5 separate regions of the Homo sapiens genome follow, and regions 1, 2, 3 and 5 are each linked to region 4. Evidence: chromatin contacts called from ENCODE Hi-C or POLR2A ChIA-PET data. All regions are on one chromosome and are shown on one strand. Each heading gives the region's core, a stretch centred on a gene start or an enhancer-like site at or near the end of the contact. The rest is flanking DNA. Distances are from core to core; before and after follow the strand shown.

Region 1 (2,724 bases), core at 212-2,711, 3.9 Mb before region 4:
ACTTTGTATGCCTCACTTTACTCATCTGTAAAGCAGGAATAATAACAGTACCTATTTCAAAGTGTTACTGTGAATATTGATTACAGAATGAGGTAAAGAGCTTAGCACAATGTTTGCATACACCTGTAAAGGTAGTTCTGTTGTTTACTAATATTATTCAATCAATAAACTGAAGAGCTGGGTCTTTTCCAATTATTTTGTTTTATAGAAGAGAATATGGAAAGATTCCAAATAGTTTTATTGTCTATATTACTATACCTAAGTAAAGGCAGGGCTAGAACTCAAACTCATGGCTTATTCCTAGGCTCTTTTCACTTTATTTTGCTCCCTCCATAATTTAGTCTATATAAATCTGAGCAGTAAAGAGAGAAAAGTTGAACCAAAAAAATGTGTGAGTGCCCACCTGGCTACCAGAACTGATTTTAATTCTATTCTGCCCTCTAATCCAGGGTCACCTCTAACATGTGTGGGGCCACACACTGTAAGTCTAAATATACAAAGATATACATTGAGCTATCTCCTTTACCTTGACAGATATCCCTCCATAACAGCCTGGAAGGTCAGGTTGAATTTAGAATTCTTGAACTCCTTGGATATGGGTTGGCCCTCCTCTTTCCCCATGTCCTTCCATCTCCAGGGACCTGTGAGCAGCCGTCGTGAGCCCTGGACCGCAGCCTGCTTACCCAAGTTCCTCCTACACAAGTCTCTTCACACCTCTCATTGCTGCCTCTTGGTTAAACTCCTTAGGCCTAAGGGTGTGTATGCCTGCAGCACATCCCAGGAAGAGGCTTGTGTGGCCGGGAAGTGGGTTCAAAGCCATTTGGACAGAGAATGTGGGGGTCCAGCAGATGCAAAATGTAGTTTAGAGAGGGGAGCAAAGCTGCTCCCTTGGCCCGGCCAACTCCTTACTTCCTTGGGTGGAGGGCAGCAGAAGGAAGGCCAGGCTAAGGCCCTCTGATTACAGCACAGGGCCCAGCAAATGGATGCATCTTATGCTAAGGGCGGCACTGCTGTAATCATATCATTACATTTTAGGCAAAAGTGGCATGAATATTCCTTTCAAGGACTGAGCGCCTGTCTACCCTCTCTCTTACAGAGTTCTAAGATGAATCCATTGGCCAGTAAGATCTATTTCCTGTCAGTTCTGCAGGAGCTGGCATTTTCCATAGTTATTGATTATTTAGTTAAATACAAAATGGTTCACCCCTCATTAGGGCAATCAGCCTGTCATGATCACCATCCAGTGTCATGCAGCCTAATTCCCAGCTGGCTCGGGGCCTGGTAGAATAGTGTGACTTTATCCTGCAAACCCAAGAGCACTGGCAATTAGTTGCCTTTGTGCTCCATGTTTAGTACTGTAGTATGGCTGCACCTGAAGAACTGGAAAAATAAGCCTGCATAGCCAGGAGGACTCACTTCCTCATGATGGTTATCTGTAGCCGACTTCACAATGCCTTAAGAGAAGAAGGACCATCTATCTTCCATTTCTATCTTAGCAAACATTTACTCAAGTGCTAAGTCCTAATGCTTCATTCTAAAAAAAAAGTACTAATACACAGGGCCACTCTTCAACAACAGAATATCCATTTTCACCCAGCAGCACCCAACCTTTGTTCTGCATATAAAACAGCCCCAGAGCCAAACCAATGGAGAATGAAAAGGACAGTGGAGGGCGTTTGTGGGGGAAGTGAAGACAGTGACTAGTTGCTTGAATATAGCTTTTCTGAATACCACAGTATGTTCATCTTTTGAAAAACATTTAGCATTCTGGGTAAGAATGACCCTTTTGACGTTTTTCACCTGAAAATTCTAGGTGAAAGACTAGGTTTCTCAGTACAATGAGGGAAGGAACACCTCCCCATTCCCCGCCAGTCACAATTACGCCTCCCTGGGATTGTTCTGGGTTGGTCCTTCCTCAGCCACTGTTGTTGCAACCCTGTACTTTACTGACTGCGTCTGTCAGGAAGGAGACAGGAAATTGTAGTCACCCTCACAGCAGCTGCGCCATTCCTCCTATCCTCCTCTAATGACGTTGGTTGGCTTTGGTGACACGAGGTCAGGAACTGAGCCACAGTGAAGGTCAGGAAGATAGGTCACTGTTTATGCCGTTGTTGGGCTGGGGACCCTGCTGAGGCTATTTGCTTTCTTCCTTTCTATACTGTTTCTCTTTCCGTTCCTCTTTTTATAATGGAGAGCCAAAGCATCCTGTTTTCAAAACATCTGACTGTTTTGCCACTGAGGAACTCATGCTCTGATGCATTTTGCTGAAGTGTAAGACAATTCTTCTAATTCAGGAGGTGATGAAAATTGAAACACAAAATTAATGAACAATTCTAAGAAGGCAATCTGTTGTTAAGCAAAACGGCTAGCTCTAACATGTCTAATCGAATTTGGGCAGCTGGCAGGAGGTTCACTAGCCATCCTTTTCATCTTAAATAACAATACCATTGCCTTGTAAAACTTCTGCTGAACTTATTCCATCTTCTAGTAATTCTTGGAGGAAAATAATTTACAAGACTAACCTACCTGGCAGCACCATTCTCTAAAATTCTGGAATTCCATCTGGACTGTGGCCAGCATTAAGGGATCAGAGAAATTTGGGCCAAACAGAGGACGATGTTTCTTAGCTAACTCTCTAGGCTATGAAGTACATTTGAGAAAGTCTTTTAGGAGATTTGAATCACTCAGTTTTCTTCAAAATTTAAAGGATTAAGGAAAACAAAC
Region 2 (2,700 bases), core at 86-2,585, 3.5 Mb after region 4:
CTTTCTATCTCACTATCTTAGTAAGCAACATTCAAGACCTTCACGATTCCGTCTTCATTCAGTGAACATCTGATTACTTAGAGGTTCAAATTGCTTTCTATATCTTAACTCATTCAATCCTTATAGCAACCCCACAAGGCTGATCTTATTGTCAATCTCCATGTTGTAGATAAGGACAGTGAGGCTGAAAGGGGTTAAGTCACTTGGTTAAGGCTCACAACCAGTAGGTAGTAAAGCCAAGATCTGAAACTGGACAGTTGGGCTCCTAAGCCTGTGCCCTTAACCACAACACCATATTGACCCTTCAAGAGTGAAAAAGTATGTGGCGTCTGCCTTAGACAGGCATACTCCCCAGGTGGGAGACACAACCTGCAATAAGTGTGTGCAACCTCATACTATGGGCACCAAGAGAAGAAAGGAAGGAAGGATTAATTTTACAGGGGGAGGAGGGAGAGAATCAGGAAAGCTGCCTGGAGGAGGTGAGCTTTATCCAGTTTCCAGAGCTGACTCACTTTCCTCCAGGTTTCTCTGCAGATGGACGAGTCTTTGCTGAGGCAGGCAGGTAGAAAGGGACTGGAGCTTAAGGGATGCAGTCAAGGAAGTCAGTGAGAGAGGGAGGGCAGGACATTAGGCTTGAAGTGTGTGAGGTGGGCAAGTTAATGAACCTCCAAGAGCCTCAACTTTCTCATCTGCAGAATGGGGATGATAACACCCACCTTCTGAAGCTGTTTGAATATTAAATGAGATAACGTGTATATACTTCCCGACCCAGTATTATTCCTCTTTATTTACCTTTCATAAAACTATTTCACTCACTAAAAATAAATTTAATTGAGCATATTTTTGACACAGTAGCATTAATAATCTTGAGTGTCATTATCAGTCATTCATAATAACAATATAATGAATAATAATGTTAATTGCCATTGACAGCACTAAGTGCTTAAAATGTATGATCCGTATTTATCCAATCTAATCCTCAGAATGTATCTTAAAGATAGGTAAGGCGTCATTATCCCCATTTTACAGATGAGGATAATGAGGCTGAGAGAGATGGAGAAAGATATACAAAGGTCACCCAGCGAGGAAGCGGCAGGATGGGTATTCAGACCCAGGTCTGTTGGTCCCAGAAAAATGTCCCCCCACACAGAGGATGTCCCGTGTTTGCAGTTCATGTTGGTCTTGGCCACGTCCCTCCGCTCTTTCTCAGAAGGAAAACAAACATTCTAAGAGGTCTGCTAGGCCGAGGGAACGCGAACGCCAAAGAGAGGGAGGGAAGGGGCTGGCCGAGGCCGGAGGATGGGCCCAGACTGGGAGGGTGGAGCCGGCTCCTCGCCCCGAGCCCGACAGCCGCATAAAGCCTGCTGCTTTCACTGGCCCGGTGGGGGCCAGCAGGGTCAGGGCCCGCGGAAACCCTCAGCCTGGCGGGCCGGGAGGCCGCGGTGCTGCACTGGCTCGGCGCGCTCCCCGAGTGGCGCTCAGGCGGGGCGCGTTCATTTCATCTACAGACTGTCGGGAAGGCTTCCCGAACTCCTCCTCCCTGCCCGCCTTTGCGCAGGGCCGGACTCTTCGGAAACTGAAATCACGGGCCGCCCGGCCCCCACCAGTCCTCGTGGGATCCGGCCCGGGTTAACCTTCTATGGGGAGGCCCAGGAGGGCCGGGCGGAGCGCCGGGGCGGGCGTGCGCTGACGTGGCGAGCGGCTCCCTCCACCCGCTCCTCCCGCGGGCACTGCCGAGGCCCATGGGCGGGAAGCCGGGCGGCGGGCGGGACGTGGCCTCGGTCCCGGCCCTGCCCCGCCCCGCCGCCACTGAGACTCCCAGCGCCACCAACGTCGGAGTTGCAGTTTCTTTAGCTGTCATATGCAGACAAGTACTACCCACCTCGCCTTTGGAGTGAGCAGCATGTATGTACGGTACCTGACACCTAAGAAATGCTCAATGTATGGTCCCTACATGGTGTCACTGTGATTGTTGTCGTTGTGGTTACGCTGGGTTGGGCAGCTCGCCTTGTGAAATAATGAGCTCCCATTGCTGAGACCGTTCAGGCACAAGTTGAATGAGTTCGGGGGACAAAAAGAAATACGTTAGAACAGGAAGTCCCCCAAATTTGGCATCCCTCAATACCGATCTGGTGACTTCAGAATCACCTGGGAAGCTCAAACAGCACCTCAGACCAGGGATCGAAATCCCGGAAGGCAAGCTCGTCTAAAAGTACAGCTTCATGTGTAAACCACTGATCTAGGCCAATAGTCCCTGCACTTTTCATCTTCAAAGACCCTTCTGTGATTCCCTCCTGCCCCACTGACTGCACAGTGTAAAGTATGTTGTTGACCAAACTAGATTTAACTCACAATTAATTTACTCTCTAACTAAATTATTAATCAAAGCCCCAGAGTTCATTAAACAATTATTGAATACCTACTGTGTGCCAGGCACTGTGCTGGACACTGGTGGTCTGGCGGATAGACAAGGACTCTGTCCTCATGGACTTACCAGTCTGGGGAGGGAAAGCAGAAAATGAACAAGAATTCAAATACTGACACTGAAGCCAAGAGAATCCAGCTGAGCTGAAGGCACCCAATATTCCTACAATGAGCAGATATGGGTGTATCAAAAGCAAAAGCAAATAGAAGCCTGGCACGGTGGCTCACATCGGTAATCCCAACACTTTGGGAGGCCGAGGCAGGCAGATCGCTGCC
Region 3 (2,700 bases), core at 131-2,630, 3.1 Mb after region 4:
CTGACTCTTCGGGGAAGAAATTTGTGTTAAGACACAGAAGTGCTTTAGTGGAAAACAGCCCATGATGAGGGAAATTCACCATTTTGCACCTTGTCAATTTTTTTTTTTTTTTTCTGAGACGCTCTGTCCCCCAGGCTGGAGTGCAGTGGCACGATCTCAGCTCACTGCAAGCTCCGCCTCCTGGGTTCACGCTATTCTCCTGCCTCAGCCTCCCGAGAAGCTGGGACTGCAGGCGCCCGCCACCACGCCCGGCTAATTTTTTGTATTTTTAGTAGAGACGGGGGTTTCACCGTGTTAGCCTGGATGGTCTCGATCTCCTGACCTCGTGATCCACCCGCCTTGGCCTCCCAAAGTGCTGGGATTACAGGCGTGAGCCACCGCGCCCGGCCCCTTGTCAATCTTTAAATAAAAAGGAAACGGCTAAAAATGAAAAGATATCCCTAGGCCTTTCTACTCAGGATAACTGTAACCAAACAGCATTATCTCATCTAAACTCAGCTGTGCCTCAAACATTATCACAAGTGCTGGAAGCGTTTAAATCTACAAGCAACACTAGCCTAAAAATGCCTTCGGTAGCCAGACGTGAATTAAAGGCTCCTCAAATGCCAGGAAAATGTCCTACAAGGGTAAGGGGAGGAGAGAAAGAGTACTGAATACAGATAAGTGGGCACTGATCGGAGAGGAAGCAGCACGGGTTCCAGACACCTAATAGGCAGCCTTGGGGATGCAGTCAAGGCCGACCCTTCCCTTCCCTTCCCTTAAGTGGCCGGACGCCTCACCCAGAAGAGGACACAGGGGACTCAACAACGTCTCGGGAACAACGGCCCGGCGGGTGTGAGACTAAGCGGCCAGGAGGAGGAAGGGGAGGAGGAGGCAGGGGAGGAGGAGGCAACGACTGCGGGAAAGGGGAAGGAAGGGCCGGGCCGGGTTGGAGAAGCCTCTTTCTGGGCGTGCGCGCTAAGAGCCTGCGCACCAGCAAAAGCCCCCAGCGCCCACGTGGGACTGAGAGGAGGGTCACTTACAGTACTTGTCCAATCTGAAATTACATTTTAGCTAGACGGATTCTGCACGTAGCCGCGCCGAACCCCACGGCGCCTGAGCAGGGCGGTCCCGGGGCGGCTACAGCCCCGCCTTGCGCGCGATCCCGCCCCCGCCGGCGCGGCCCCTGTAAAGCGCGGCCCCTGTAAAGCGCGGCCCCTGTAAAGCGCGGCCCCTGTAAAGCGCGGCCCCTGTAAAGCGCGGCCCCTGTAAAGCGCGGCCCCTGTAAAGCGCGGCCCCTGTAAAGCGCGGCCTGATTGGCCCTTTGAACCGGGCGTGGGATTGGCCGTCGCCTGCCCACCCCGCGGCTGCAGCGTTCCCTGGGGCCTAGCCAACCGCGGGCAGGGCTGGGCAAGGCGGGAGGAGCGCGGACCCAAGATCGGCTACGCTGCGTCTGCTCAGGCTGCGAGTTCCCGGCTCTGGGGACTCACCTTGCGGAGCTTACCCAGGCGGACTCTCCGCAGCCCCTGATGGGTGTGTGTGTCAGACCGTTTACTAAACACCAGGACTGTTGTAGGCGACTGTAAGAAATAAGAATATTGCATGGTTACAATTCTTGAATGCTTACCTTGTGTCTTGTTCCTTACTCTACAGAAATTTTCTAATCCCGTGGCGAACCCCCGTACTTCAACGTATGACATTCTGTAAATCTACAAAACAGATGGGTCCCTGCCTTTGAGAAGTTTTTACAATTTAGTGGGTACTGGACACGGACCTAATTTAATTCTCACATGCCTTCCCTTTCTAATAAGCTGCATGTTATGTATCCCTATTCTACAGATGTGGGGAATCCGAAATTTTTAGCTTTTACTGGGACACACAGCTAGCAAGCAACTAAAGCGAGAATTCCAACCTGAGCTCCAATCCGAACTATTTTCATAAAAGGCAGGATCCCAGGCTGAGGGAGTTCGAGGTTTGGGAGACAGTTTAGCAGTCGCTGAGTCCAAACATGTTGTTTTCCTAGAAAAGAAAACTGAGATCCAGGAAAGGGAAGTGATTTTCCAAAGACACACCTGTGAAAGGTAATAATTTCACTGAACGGATCTTAAGTGGCAGGTGCACTAAGATTGTCTGCTATCTTCACAACAACCCCGAAGTAAATAAGTGCTCTTATCTTGGTCTTACAGGTGAGGAGAACAGCCCAGTGAGGCTGAGGCCACACAATTAACCCCAGTCTTTGCACTACAACTCTACCAGGGATCCTGGTTTGGCTCATTTTCTTTCTTCTGCACCATGATTGTTCACCTTTTCATTACCAGCAACATACCCAAAGACCTAGCTATAGACTCGTTGGAATCTGTTACTTAGCAGCTGTGTGAATCAAGTGTTCAATAGGAATAATAAGATGTATTCATCTTACCTTTTCAGAACATTATGAAGAACAAATGTGGTAAGACATATGAAAATGCTTTGTAAAGTGTTAGATGCTTAATACACAGAAGACATTGCTTCCAGATCTGTTTCAACGTACCCCAAGAATGGAATAAGTGGAATATGCTGGTTTCATGCACTGTGGCAAGGGGGTCTCATCTTGGCTAGACTTGAATAAGTGGATTTGTTGCCTGGCCTCTGTGGATGGCTCTTTCTCTGGGCTTTTGTGTATTTGATTTTTTATTTGCTCCAGCAGCCGTGTTGAACCATGAAAGGACCTCAGGAATGAAA
Region 4 (2,700 bases), core at 48-2,547:
CTTCTGAATGATAAACCAACCTGCGCTAAGTTCTCAGGGATCGCCAAGCATTAATGATTCTGATAAAAGGTTTTTCTCGAGAGCCAATTTAATGGATGACAGAAACTGGATCTCAAACCGACAGAGTAACCAGACTACACAGAAGGGAAGAATGATTAGGCAGGTGAAATAGCGGATCGTCAGCTTAATCAAAAAACCAAACCTCCTAGCCCCTCAAAGCAAAGCTCACACCGAGAATGTAACATTTTGCCAGGTGCAGTATCTTCCTTGCTATTTCTTGCTCCTGGCTTTCCTTGTAACTGGGGGGCTGTTACATCCAAAATATTTCTCCTGTAACTAAATCAACTTTCGCAGAAAGCACGACGAATCGACCATTATCTGTTGACAGCGTGAACACTCAGTCCCAATAGTTTTAAATTCTTTATAAGATGACACGACTCGATTCCGATTTTTCAACAAAAATCTACAAGGACATCTTCGCCAAGGTTTAAGACACGCGGCGTTCTAAACACTTCTTGAAAAAGTGTAAGTGAAAGAAAATGCGCGGTAAAATTTCGCAATTACCGACACAGGGCAACCTGCGTGGAAACGTTTCTTTCTCCCCATCCTTCACCGCTCTCGGGAACGGAAAGAAAGCTGGAAGGACGAGCAGCGACCAGGCTGCCCGGTCGGGGGAGGCTGGCGGCGGCGTCCTCGGCCCACACCCCCGCGCCGGGCGCCCTCGCCGCGGAGTTGGCCTATTTACGCCCAGCCCGCACCTGCCTTCTCGCGTCCCGGCGGCGGCAAGACAGGCGCCACGCCCGAGGCACACACGGCTCCCCCTGGCAGGTCGACCAGGGTGCGAGGCCAACACGGTCCCGGGGTCTCCCCGGCAGCTCCTCTCCCGCGCCGGCCGAACTTGCCCCCGCGCCCGGGAGCCGGCCCCTCCTCCCAGGCCCTCCTTACCTGGTCATGGCCCAAAGCGAAGTCCGCGGCGGTGACGCCGGCAAGTCCAACCCGAATGAGTGTGGGTGCGACAGGTGAGTCCCTGCCCCGAGCCCGCCGGGTCCCCGGCCCCAGGAAAATCTGGTCGGCTCGCCCTCCCCGCGGGGGAGTGACCATCCGCTCCCAAGAGCGGGAACCCCGACCGCCGCTCGCTCCCGTCTTGCACCAACACCAACTACATCCCGGGAGCGGCGCCCATCTGCGCCCGCCCCGGGAGAGCCAGGAGCGCAACAAGCAGCGGCCCCGCTCGCCGAACGCCTGAACCGCTAGGGTCTTTAGCACTCCGCCACCGAGGGGAACTTGGCGCGTTTTCCTCAGTCTCAGGACCCCCGTGTTTTAGCCTCCGCCCGCGCCAGCGCTGCGATTGAACGTGGCGTCCTTTGAAATTGCCGGTTCCAGTCTCCACGCTGCAGAGACACGAAAGGCAGGAGCCGTCTCGCGACGGCCACTCGCCCCTGGCACGCACGGGCTCCGGAGCCAGCTGGGACTGTAGTTCCCCAAAAGCCTAACGGGTTCCACAGTTTCAAACAACGCAGGCACAGAGCCGGGCAGCTCGTGCGGGTCCTCGCTGAGGGCGCGCGCGAGGTGCTAGCGGCCTGGCTGGCGGGCTCGAGCCTCACACCCTTTTTTTAACCATTCGTGCGCGCGAGTTGAGGGAAAAGCGTACGGGTCGGGAGACGGGACAGAGAGCAGACGGGATGGGCCACCACCTCGAGAAGGAGCCCAAATTCACCAATCCATGATGAACAATCCCCAAAACCGCGCCTCCCACCGCCCGGGGGAAGCCAATCAGAAGTACCTAGACCAAAGCCAATTAGATGGGCGGGAGCAGCAAGCCCATCTAATAGCAAAAAAGAAGAAAGGTGGGCTCCAGCCAATCATTGTTCGACATACGGAGTGTTCCTCAGGCGCGGTGCCCCTCCTTCCGCTCTCATTGGCGCTCGAGTGCGCGCTTTCGCTGCCGACTGTTAAAATCTTGTTTGGCGTTTTGTTAATCCTCGACGGTGGGACGCCGCGGAGGGTGCGGCTTCCGGAGCGAGGCCCTCGCGGTAAGCCCCGCCTCCGTTCGTGCGTACGCGCCCGGGCGGGGTTACCAAGAGAGCAGCTTCGGAAAATGGCTGCCCGGCTGGACGCCGCCGCGCTTGGGCTTTCAGTTCGGAGTCGCGGCCACACTAGGCCTAGGGCCATCCAATGAGACAAGGCGCTGCCACGGATAACAATACATGCTCAGGCGAATGCTGTAGAGCTGAGGCCCGGTCCTCAGCCCCTGCTCGCCTCATTTTCGCCTGTTTACCTCTTCCCTTTCTCGGCCGCAGGAGGAAACGAAAGAACAGTTTCAGGCCCAGCTCCGGCCGCGGGAGCTTCCCAGGGTTCCCGCGCGAGCCCTCCCAAAGGGTTCAGGAGCGGCAGGCAGGCCTCATCTGGTTGTGTGCTTCCTTTTGTGTTTGTGTGCCTGCTTTGGTGAGGTGACCTCAGCTCAAGTGCTGCAGTTAAGCAGGATACGTTCAGCCCAAATCCATTTAATCAAGTATTTTTAAGGTGCCTACTATGTGCCAGGCATTTTTCAAGGCGCGAGGGATGTAAAGGCATTCCCTGTCATAAAGGAGCATTACATTCTGGAGAGGGAGATACAAGTGACGCTAAGATAAGTGATAGATACGATAGCCTGGAAAGACCTCTTTGAGTTGACATTTGAGCAGAGCTGAATGAAAAAGC
Region 5 (2,700 bases), core at 139-2,638, 4.6 Mb before region 4:
TGCAATTGCATACTCAAAAAGGGTTAAAATGATAAATTTTATACTTTGTATATTTTGCCACAATTTATTTCTTTCTTTAAGATGGTCTTGTGCTGTTGCCCAGGCTGGAGTGCAGTAGTATGATCATAGCTCATTGCAGCCTTGACCTCCTGGGCTCAAGCCATCCTCCCACCTCAGCCTCCTGAGTAGCTGGGACCACAGGCGTGCGCCACCACATCTGGCTAATTTTTTTATTTTCTTGTAGAGAGAGGGTCTCACTTTGTTGCCCAGCATGGTCTCAAACTCCCGGGCTCAGGCATTCCACCTGCTCCCAAAGTGCTGGTATTACAGGTGTGAACCACTATACCTGGTTTACCAAAATATAAAAATAAGAAAAAAAAAAAAAAGAAATTTAAAAAGATACAGACCAAGCACTTAGAAAAATAATTCAAAGTTCTTCTTTCCTAATCTATTAAAGTTCAATACGTAATTTCTTTGCTTAAACCGATCATAATGATTTGCTTCTGTTATACAATAATGACTACCATTTACCGAAAACTAGCTCTTTGCTAGCTACACATCCACAGAGATCAGGTTCAGGGAGGTCATCTAATTGGTCCAAGACACACAATAAGGAGTGAGTGTGTTGGTGGGGGGGGGGGGGGTCGTCATTTCTAGGAATCCTACAATTGGAAATCAAGTCTTTTAGGCTCCAAACACCTTGTGCTTTCCCCAATCCCCAAGCTGCTTATCTTGCTACTTTTTGGGATATGTCAACATTTTTCTTAAAACAAACAAACGAAACTTCTCAATCTGAAAAGTATTGTTTGGTGTTTTCTGGGTTCAGAAAATGTAAGAAGCCTGAGGCATTGCGGAATGAAATTTTCGTTGAGTGTTTACTGTTGATCCACATCTGATACTTTTGAAGGGTTTTTACCCCCTGCAAGAGAGACTAAAAGAGCATTCAGAATTAGTCTAGACGCAGTGTACTGTAACTACTTGGCCGGCCACCTGTAACAGAGGGGAGGAGGGTCTGCACTTAGTTGCGGCAGTTATCCGGAGAATACGGCCTTCCAGCCCCTCTGCCACCAGACTCCCCACGCCCCAGGTACGCGCCCCGCGGAGAGACCCAGCGCGTGCTCGTGCGCAGGCGCAGGGCGACTGTCACCCGGAGTCTGTGGTTTGTCGCCCGGCGCTCTGGTGTCTCGATGTAGTTCCCCTGGCTTCTCCTTATCCGCCTCGGGCAGGGGGGTCGCCACTGCCCCTTCTCCAGGCTCTCTCCAACCCCTGCCCAGGCTAAGCCCGGCGCGGCCCTACTCTCTGACCCCGCGTTGCACAATGCCCGAGCAAAGTCTCCAGGGGTGTGAACCCCGGCGTCCCTGCCCCTGGGCGGGGACAGGCGGCGGCCAAGCGGGGAGTCGAGGCGGCGAGCGCGCAGCTGGCCTAGTCTGCGGTCCCCAACTCCTGGAGTCCCCTGGGAGCTGCCGCTGCAGGCCCCCGAGCCGCTAGGCCCCGCCGCCAGGCCACCGCTGCTGCGGCAGCCATGGCGGAAGTTCATAGACGTCAGCATGCTCGGGTTAAAGGAGAAGCCCCCGCGAAATCCTCCACACTCCGAGATGAGGAGGAGCTGGGGATGGCGTCGGCCGAAACGCTGACCGTGTTTCTGAAGCTGCTGGCCGCCGGCTTTTACGGCGTGAGCTCCTTCCTGATCGTGGTGGTGAATAAGAGCGTGCTCACCAATTACAGGTAGGGCCGAGGCGGCGGCGGCCCAGGCCGCGGAGGAGGAGCGGGCGGCGGCGGCGGCGCGGCGCCGGCTCCCTGGACTTTGACTGCCAAAGTTAAAGCCGAACAAAGTTGGGCGGGAGCTGGGGAGGGCGGGCGGCTGACGCGCGCGGCCCGGGCAGCGGAGCCGGCCTGGCGAGCGGGCCTGTGGCAGGGGTCCGCTCCCTGCGCGGAGCTCCGGCCGGCCCGGCACATTTGGGGCTCGCCTGCCATGCCCTGGGCGCACCGCCCCGAAAACCCTGCCCTTCAGAGAGATGGAGCAAAGTGATTTGCTTGGTGACTTTTGAGCCGTTATGCCTGTCGATCAGGGAGGAGAGCGAGGGAAGCCTCCCTCCTCCGCAGCCTGGACAGGGGGCCGGGGCTTCAGTGTCCCCTGCACCCGCTGACAGCCTCTGGGGACGTACGCATCCTCAACCCAGCAGACAATTATTCCCTTGCTAACACTGGGACCCAGAGGCAGAAGTTGGTTGTTTTTTTTTTTAAGGTGTGTGAAATCGTTGCAGAGATCTGTATCTGCACTGCCTTGAGAAATCCTTTGCAGGCAGCGGACTGAAACTGTAGACTCGGACAAGATGGGACAAGCGGCCGCCCGAGGCTACATCAGCGGGGTGGACTGACAACCAACAGGCAGAGAGTTTTCTCCCAAGATTTTTGTTTGATTTAGGGGCGGACGTTGATGTGGCTTGTATCGGAATGCCTTATTAACGTTGCCGATGTGCAAATTGAATTCACGGAGCTAAGTTAGGTTTGTTCTGATCTTGTTTTTTTCTTTGCCCTTTTTGTAGATTTCCCTCCTCACTATGTGTTGGACTTGGCCAGGTTAGTTGGAATCCTCACCATTACGTGGTTTATGTTGTTAGAACTTCTGTGTGTGTCTTTATGTGTAGAACAGTGAATCTGTGTTCTCTTGTTTACAGATGGTGGCCACAGTGGCAGTTC

The links. Hi-C counts contacts between places; a loop is a spot of excess contacts on that map. ChIA-PET counts read pairs that join two places held with the same protein, here RNA polymerase II (POLR2A). Pooled maps may share reads with other maps.
Region 1: a loop to region 4 is called in a map of naive thymus-derived CD4-positive, alpha-beta T cell, with 5 times the contacts of the local background. The contact joins the enhancer-like site here to the promoter of USP1 in region 4. A Hi-C loop is called at or near these places in 1 of 168 maps with a recorded cell type or tissue (naive thymus-derived CD4-positive, alpha-beta T cell), 2 of 37 single-sample maps with no recorded cell type and 7 of 50 pooled maps. POLR2A ChIA-PET finds 5 or more read pairs at or near these places in 1 of 52 experiments (activated T-cell).
Region 2: a loop to region 4 is called in a map of breast epithelium, with 18 times the contacts of the local background. The contact joins the promoter of LINC02777 here to the promoter of USP1 in region 4. A Hi-C loop is called at or near these places in 2 of 168 maps with a recorded cell type or tissue (breast epithelium and naive thymus-derived CD4-positive, alpha-beta T cell) and 10 of 50 pooled maps.
Region 3: a loop to region 4 is called in a map of CD8-positive, alpha-beta T cell, with 35 times the contacts of the local background. The contact joins the promoter of FGGY-DT here to the promoter of USP1 in region 4. A Hi-C loop is called at or near these places in 2 of 168 maps with a recorded cell type or tissue (CD8-positive, alpha-beta T cell and naive thymus-derived CD4-positive, alpha-beta T cell), 4 of 37 single-sample maps with no recorded cell type and 12 of 50 pooled maps.
Region 5: a loop to region 4 is called in a map of naive thymus-derived CD4-positive, alpha-beta T cell, with 8 times the contacts of the local background. The contact joins the promoter of SLC35D1 here to the promoter of USP1 in region 4. A Hi-C loop is called at or near these places in 1 of 168 maps with a recorded cell type or tissue (naive thymus-derived CD4-positive, alpha-beta T cell) and 11 of 50 pooled maps. POLR2A ChIA-PET finds 5 or more read pairs at or near these places in 1 of 52 experiments (CD4-positive, alpha-beta memory T cell).

Annotation. Positions count from the first base shown.
Region 1 is chr1:66,335,473-66,338,196 of GRCh38, reverse strand. All of the region lies in intron 8 of PDE4B (phosphodiesterase 4B), which reads right to left. Among named protein-coding and RNA genes, the nearest start is that of SGIP1, 200 kb to the left of the region's middle. RefSeq lists enhancers at 1,102-1,151, 1,212-1,261. Within about 2 kb of position 1,461, at least 32 of the 41 ENCODE cell types and tissues checked have a DNase peak (open chromatin) inside an H3K27ac peak, as active enhancers do.
Region 2 is chr1:58,902,773-58,905,472 of GRCh38, reverse strand. LINC02777 (long intergenic non-protein coding RNA 2777) reads left to right here and starts at 1,335. Exons shown (of 5, transcript NR_183656.1): 1 at 1,335-1,905. RefSeq lists silencers at 1,242-1,491, 1,552-1,941.
Region 3 is chr1:59,295,230-59,297,929 of GRCh38, reverse strand. FGGY-DT (FGGY divergent transcript) reads left to right here and starts at 1,380. Exons shown (of 2, transcript XR_001738089.2): 1 at 1,380-1,561; 2 at 2,166-2,700. It overlaps FGGY (FGGY carbohydrate kinase domain containing), which reads right to left and starts at 836. Exons shown (of 16, transcript NM_018291.5): 1 at 780-836. RefSeq lists silencers at 795-884, 895-1,434.
Region 4 is chr1:62,435,646-62,438,345 of GRCh38, reverse strand. It overlaps USP1 (ubiquitin specific peptidase 1), which reads right to left and starts at 1,297. Exons shown (of 9, transcript NM_003368.5): 1 at 946-1,297. RefSeq lists a silencer at 641-700 and enhancers at 1,401-1,470, 1,295-2,062, 2,031-2,380, 2,063-2,700.
Region 5 is chr1:67,052,836-67,055,535 of GRCh38, reverse strand. SLC35D1 (solute carrier family 35 member D1) reads left to right here and starts at 1,388. Exons shown (of 12, transcript NM_015139.3): 1 at 1,388-1,725; 2 at 2,547-2,580; 3 at 2,679-2,700. The coding sequence starts at 1,523. RefSeq lists silencers at 1,284-1,473, 1,764-1,973.